Regions from separate parts of the Homo sapiens genome. Here region 2 is linked to region 1. A link is an interaction called in ENCODE POLR2A ChIA-PET data of the cell type or tissue named here. Cell type or tissue: PC-9. All regions are shown on one strand. Each heading gives the region's core, and the rest is flanking DNA. Links, peaks and the distances in the headings are about the cores only.

Region 1 (2,918 bases), core at 172-2,671:
TTAGCTGGGCGTGGCTGTGGGTGCCTGTAATCCCAACCACTCGGGAGGCTGAGGCAGGAGAATTGCTTGAACCTGGGAGGCAGAGGTTGCAGCAAGCCTAGATAGCGCCTTTGCACTCCAGCCTGGGCGACAGAGCAAGACTTCGTCTCAAAAAGATAAAAAAAAAAAAAAAAAAAAATCATTGAAGACCCAATAAAGGTCTTTAACGAGGAATTCTCCCAAACATTTTTAAGATAAGCAGTTTATAAGACGGTGTAAAACCTGGTGGCATGCAGTTAGAAGGATATAAATGGAACTGCTGGCCCGATGCGGTGGCTCACGCCTGTAATCCCAGAACTTTGGGAGGTCAAGGCAGGTGGATCACCTGAGGTCAGGAGTTCGAGACCAGCCTGGCCAAGATAGCTCTACTAAAAAAAAATACAAAAATTAGCAGGCATGGTGGCATGTGCCTGTAATCCCAGCTACTCGGGAGGCTGAGGCAGGAGAATTGCTTGAACCCGTGAGGCGGAGGTTGCAGTGAGCCGAGATCATGCCACTTTACTCCAGCCTGGGTGACAGAGCAAGACTCCATCTCAAAAAAAAAAAAAAAAGAAATTGCTGTTAGAAGTTATCTCCAGGTCTTTGGTTAACAGATTATTTCACTTTCTTCTTTATAGTTTATAAATATACGCATCTTCCATAGCAATTACTATTTTATTGTTACCACACACACACAAAAAGACTTTTTTGACAACTAGCCCTTAAGTTTTCCCTTAGCACAGGGAAAGCATCTCCCAGGGTGAATACTAAACGTGGTTATGACTGATGAAATATTCACCTCTTCCCATCCATCTCTCAAAGTCTCAGACAGGAAACTGGCCCACATCAGCACACTCTGATGCCAGGTCAGGAACCCTAGGACACTTTCATGGCTTCAAAAATGTTCATGAAAACCACATGTCCCTGCAGCATCATCCTTCTCCATGCATGCCAAGGCCCACTGTCAGCAGCCTTTCACAATCCTACACAAGTTCCAGGACCCTCTACAGACACCAGGCGAACTAAGGTGTCACCCGTGCCCAGATAGTACTGGCTAGGGAGTTAATCAGTACTGTGCAAATACTGTCCAAAGCTCTCTGGTCATTCAAATCAACTCATTTCTGACTAGTGGAATTGAGTGGGCATTTAACTCTAATATACTCCCATTAGGCTAAAGATATGTAGAACAGAGCAGTACACTAGTGCTAAAATTCATTTACATTCATTTGGTTCATTGGTTCATCTTACAGATGAGAAACCAAGACCCAGAGAGGTGAAGTCATTTGTCCAAGGTCAAAACTCAAATCTGATTCCCAGGCCAGTGTCTTTTGTCTCTACCAGAATTTTTGAAGGAAGATAATTAGGGTGTCTCAGGCTCTTTGGGTTACAGGTAACAGAATCCCAATTTTAAGCCAAAAGAAAAAATTATCAGAAAAAAAGAAAGACTAGAATCCAAGGGCAGGAAGTACAGCTCGTGAGGGACCAAAGCACAGCCGTGAAAGCTGATGGGGACACAATCAGCTTCTCTCCCTTTGCCTTCTTCTCTGCAGCAGACTGGCCAGTGCGGCTTCCAGATCTACCCTGAAGGTGTGGGACATCCCTCAGACGTGAGAGGATAGTTTCTATGGGACAGATACAGGGTCTGGGGCAGCATAAACCTAAGTGGAGAGGGGTGAATGCTGTAGCAGGGAAGAAAGGGAGGGTTGTGAAGTCTGACTGATATGGAATGCCTTCTAGGCTTTGCATGGAGCTGTGTATACTATTAGTATTGTCCTTGCTTTCAAAGACAGAGGGTGAGGCTCAAAGCAGTTAAGCACACAGCTGCTAAGTATCAGAGACAGAGATAAGTGCAAACACCGGGTCTCTTTCCTCTTAGTTTTAAGACTCTTCCCTTTCCTTTATGCTTCTCTATTATGTAAAATAATCCTCCTGGCTTTGGGGCTTTGGAACAAATCCAACCTATCCGCCATTTTCCATTCTTTGGAAAGAACTGTTGTTAACTGATGCTCCAATGCTTGGGGCCCAAAGTCACCTGGCCTGTGAGCTTCTTCCACAGGTAATCCTGGCTTTCTGGGTTCAGAAACCAATGCTGAAAAGAAACTTACTCACTACTTATGCAGTGGCTCCAACCATTTCCTGTCATTTGTTCTACATTCTGGAGTGTGCTAGAAACAGCTTGTACTGGCTCCCAAGAGCCAACTGACATATTTTTGGAATTTTACAAGCTAGTTGACATCATGTTGTTAGCTTGAAATCGGCCATTATGAGAGAATTTTATAGCTCGGAAACTGACATTCGCTACAAATCAGGGCTCTCCTGACTCCCAGCCTGTTGGTAAACGTTTCCCAGCACATCATTGTCTCCATCTGCCCACTTGCTGCTTAGGAGACTTTTGAAGATGTTCATATGAAAGCTCGTGCTTAATTTTTAGTAATAAATGTCCTGTAAATACATTTAATGGATTGATTTTTTTAAAAAACATCTTTGAAGACTTGAATGCTTCATATCAATTTTGGTGGTAACTCAAGGCCAAAAGTCTAATAGAACAAATGGATTCTTTGTGTAATTCTACTTCCCACTTAGCTAGAATGCTTAAACTCCCTTATTTTCCACGCACCCTTACCATCCCCTTTCCCCAGGCCCTTCCGTCCCAGGAAGCCCACCGCTGGGACCTCCTGTCTAGTTTTCCTACCTCAAGTCTCCCCCTCTCCTATCTGCCCTTCATACCTCTTCATACCTCTATCAGGTCAATCTTTTGAAAGCCCTCTCTCTGTCATGTCTCCACCATAGGCTCTGCACCACCTGCCAAATATGGTCCAAACTCCTGACCTGGCACTCAGGCCCTTCAACTGCCTTTCTGCCCACCATTTCCCTGGGAAACCCAAATGATGAACTGGACT
Region 2 (2,918 bases), core at 115-2,614, 440 kb after region 1:
TAATTACAGTATATATTAACACATATCCACTCTGCTTATTGAAATATTTTTCATTCCTTCCATGATAGAGAATCCTGCCTCTGCTCTGAAGCCTTTCTGTTCGCTCCAGTGAAAATTAGTCATCCACCGGGCGCGGTGGCTCACGCCTGCAATCCCAGCACTTTGGGAGGCCGAGGTGGGTGGATCACTTGAGGTCGGGAGTTCAAGACCAGCCTAACCAGCATGGAGAAACCCCATCTCTAGTAAAAATACAAAAAATTAGCCAGGTGTGGTGGCGCATGCCTGTAGTCCCAGCTCTTGGGAGGCGGAGGCAAGAGAATCGCTTGAACCCAGGAGGCAGAGGTTGTGGTGAGCTGAGATTGTGCCATTGCACTCTAGCCTGGTCAACAAGAGTGAAACTCCATCTCAAAAAAAAAAAAAGAAAGAAAATTAGTCATCCTATTTGACATCATATTGTACATAGGATACTATTCTTGTGGCACTTATGGTTTTGGTGCCATGGTTTTTGGCAGTGTTTATGCTAATTAGATTGAAAGTTCCACAGTACTACATTAGTTAGGTCTGTATCTAATACAGAATGGGCCCCCACTAAGAATTTTCTGGAGGGATGTTGAGGGCATGAATGGTAGGCCCAGCAGTAAAAATTCTTCCAGTGTGATTTTTTTTTTAAATCACAAACTGCACTCAACTTGGTTGTATCTAGTAGAACCAAATATGATGGTCACAAAAACCTCATGTCTAAAGCAAAGCCTATCCCAGATATCCTGTTCCCTGAGGTGAAGGGACTGATCACAAGTGTGCATGTTCCATGTGGGTGGTGGAGGTGGGAGCCCAGCCCCACAGGGGAGCAGAGTGGACAGGTGCTCTTCCCCTCTGCCACACTTCAACAGCAGTCTGTTTAGGAGGGACCCACATTGTCCATCATGTCTGTTGTATTTTTATTGATTCCACAAATATTCACTGAATACCTCTAATGTGCCAGACATTGTTCTGAGCACAGGGGATATATCAGGGAATTTTAAATCCACCCTTAGATTCTCCTCAACCATGATGAATAATGCCTGGGAGAGGGGAAGAAGTAATGGAAGCCTGCACGGGTGGCCCCAAGGCAGGCAGTCCTTGGACTCCCTGGACTGCGGCTGTCCTTGACCTCACTGCTGGGGCATGTAAAAGGAACGACTCAGAGTCTAACAGGCCACAGTGAGTACAAAGCCTCCAGATTCCAAGGTGGACAAAACTCACCAAGCAGGTTATTAATCTTGATTCCATGATGGGTGTAATTGAGAAACAAGGAATCAATTCAGACCTCATGCTGGAAATGAATGTGAAAGACATTACCAACATCCAAGAATTCTGTGCTGTCATAAGGACAGGAAACTAAGATTGACAAAAATAAAGAAATATTTGAGTATATAGATGAAGATATCATACTCATGTTACGTCCAAATTAAGTTACTACATTTCGAACTCCAATTTTTAATGTGTTTTAAACTTTCTTATAAGATTTTGATGATATAAACCTCTGTGCTTGAGCCATCACATACCATAACCCTACCTGATGTCTTAGTAATATGTATAAGGTAACTCCCCTAATAATTAATGATCAGTGCCAAAAATAATATTAGCCTTAAAAATGCAATTATTGATACTACTGTGAATAAAAAGATTATGGTGGTAGTAATAATAACTAGCCATTTATACTTTACTCCGTGCTAGTAAACTATAAATGTCTAGTTATTGTGCTAGTGATACACTTTTAATTATACTTTACATTTCATAAATTATTCAGTCCTCACAATAACCTATGAAGTGCTATTATCATACCCATTTTTTTTTTTTTTTTTGAGAGGAAGTCTTGCTCTGTCACCCAGGCTGGAGTGCAGTGGCGCAATCTTGGCTTACTGCAAGCTCCACCTCCCGGGTTCACGCCATTCTCCTGCCTCAGCCTCCCAGTAGCTGGGACTATAGGTGCCCACCACCACGCCCGGCTAATTTATTGTATTTTTAATAGAGGCGGGGTTTCACCGTGTTAGCTAGGATGGTCTCGGCCCCCCAAAGTGCTGGGATTACAGGCGTGAGCCACCGTGCCTGGCCTATCATACCCATTTTATAAATGAAAAGCTGAGACACAGAAGAAGTTCAATGAAGAATTTCTGCTGGACTTCATGGAAATTGACATTAACATGAAGTTAAGTTTGACCATACTTCTCTTAGAAAAAGATATTAGGAAATGACTCCTCTTATTCTACCTCTGCGTCTCTGTCCTTCTTGCTCTTCCCCAGGTACCCCAAAGTCCCTTTTGCCTCAGGACTTTTGCCTTTGCTGTTTCCTCTGCCTGGAATTGGCTTTTCCCATACATCTACGTGACTTGTTCCTTGCTCCCTTTTCCTTGCTGCCTTCTGGTCTCTCCTCAAATGGTCCAGATTATTGACATGTTCCTTGACTCCTCCATAAAAACAGCATCCCCCTTTTTGATACTCCCTTTCTTCCTTACTCTGCTTTAATTTTTGCACTTATCCCTCTACTGACTTGATATAGATTTATTGGTTTATTTACAGATTTTTTAAATGTCCCCTTACTAGTATGGGTATGTTAAGTTCTATGAAAGAAGGGACTCTGCCTGCTTTGTTCACCACTGTGTTTCCAGCCCCTGGAAAAGTACTTGGAATTCATCAACGAATGAAAGATTTAAAGAAAATAACAATACAATATATCCAAACATTAGAGTTATCTTTTGAAAAGATTAATTTGTTAACATTTTGAGAGTTTTAATCAGATAAGAGAACTATATTACATTGTTTGAGAAAGATTTTACTTTAGCTGCTTGTAACCAATATACTAACATATGACAAGTTTCATGACTTCACCAAATCTTTATCTGAAAGAGCCATAAGTAACTCAAGAATCTTACATTATAA

The links. Peaks named below come from ENCODE experiments on the same cell type or tissue, not always from the same donor. Only the 100,000 strongest peaks of a DNase experiment are listed, where the experiment ranks them.
Region 2: POLR2A ChIA-PET joins it to region 1 with 11 read pairs; 2 of 35 experiments call an interaction of 5 or more read pairs at or near these places.

The regions. Positions count from the first base shown.
Region 1 is chr1:93,809,619-93,812,536 of GRCh38, forward strand. It overlaps a transcript of BCAR3 not described here. Among named protein-coding and RNA genes, the nearest start is that of MIR760, 36 kb to the right of the region's middle. In PC-9, for the core only: no CTCF peak of the experiment used is centred there; no DNase peak of the experiment used is centred there; H3K27ac peaks cover 292 bases.
Region 2 is chr1:94,249,345-94,252,262 of GRCh38, forward strand. It overlaps ARHGAP29-AS1 (ARHGAP29 antisense RNA 1), which reads left to right. Exons shown (of 4, transcript XR_002958338.2): 2 at 69-175. It also overlaps a transcript of ARHGAP29 not described here. Among named protein-coding and RNA genes, the nearest start is that of ARHGAP29-AS1, 2.9 kb to the left of the region's middle. In PC-9, for the core only: no CTCF peak of the experiment used is centred there; DNase peaks (open chromatin) are centred at 468, 1,227 and 1,784; H3K4me3 peaks cover 1,102 bases; H3K27ac peaks cover 2,500 bases.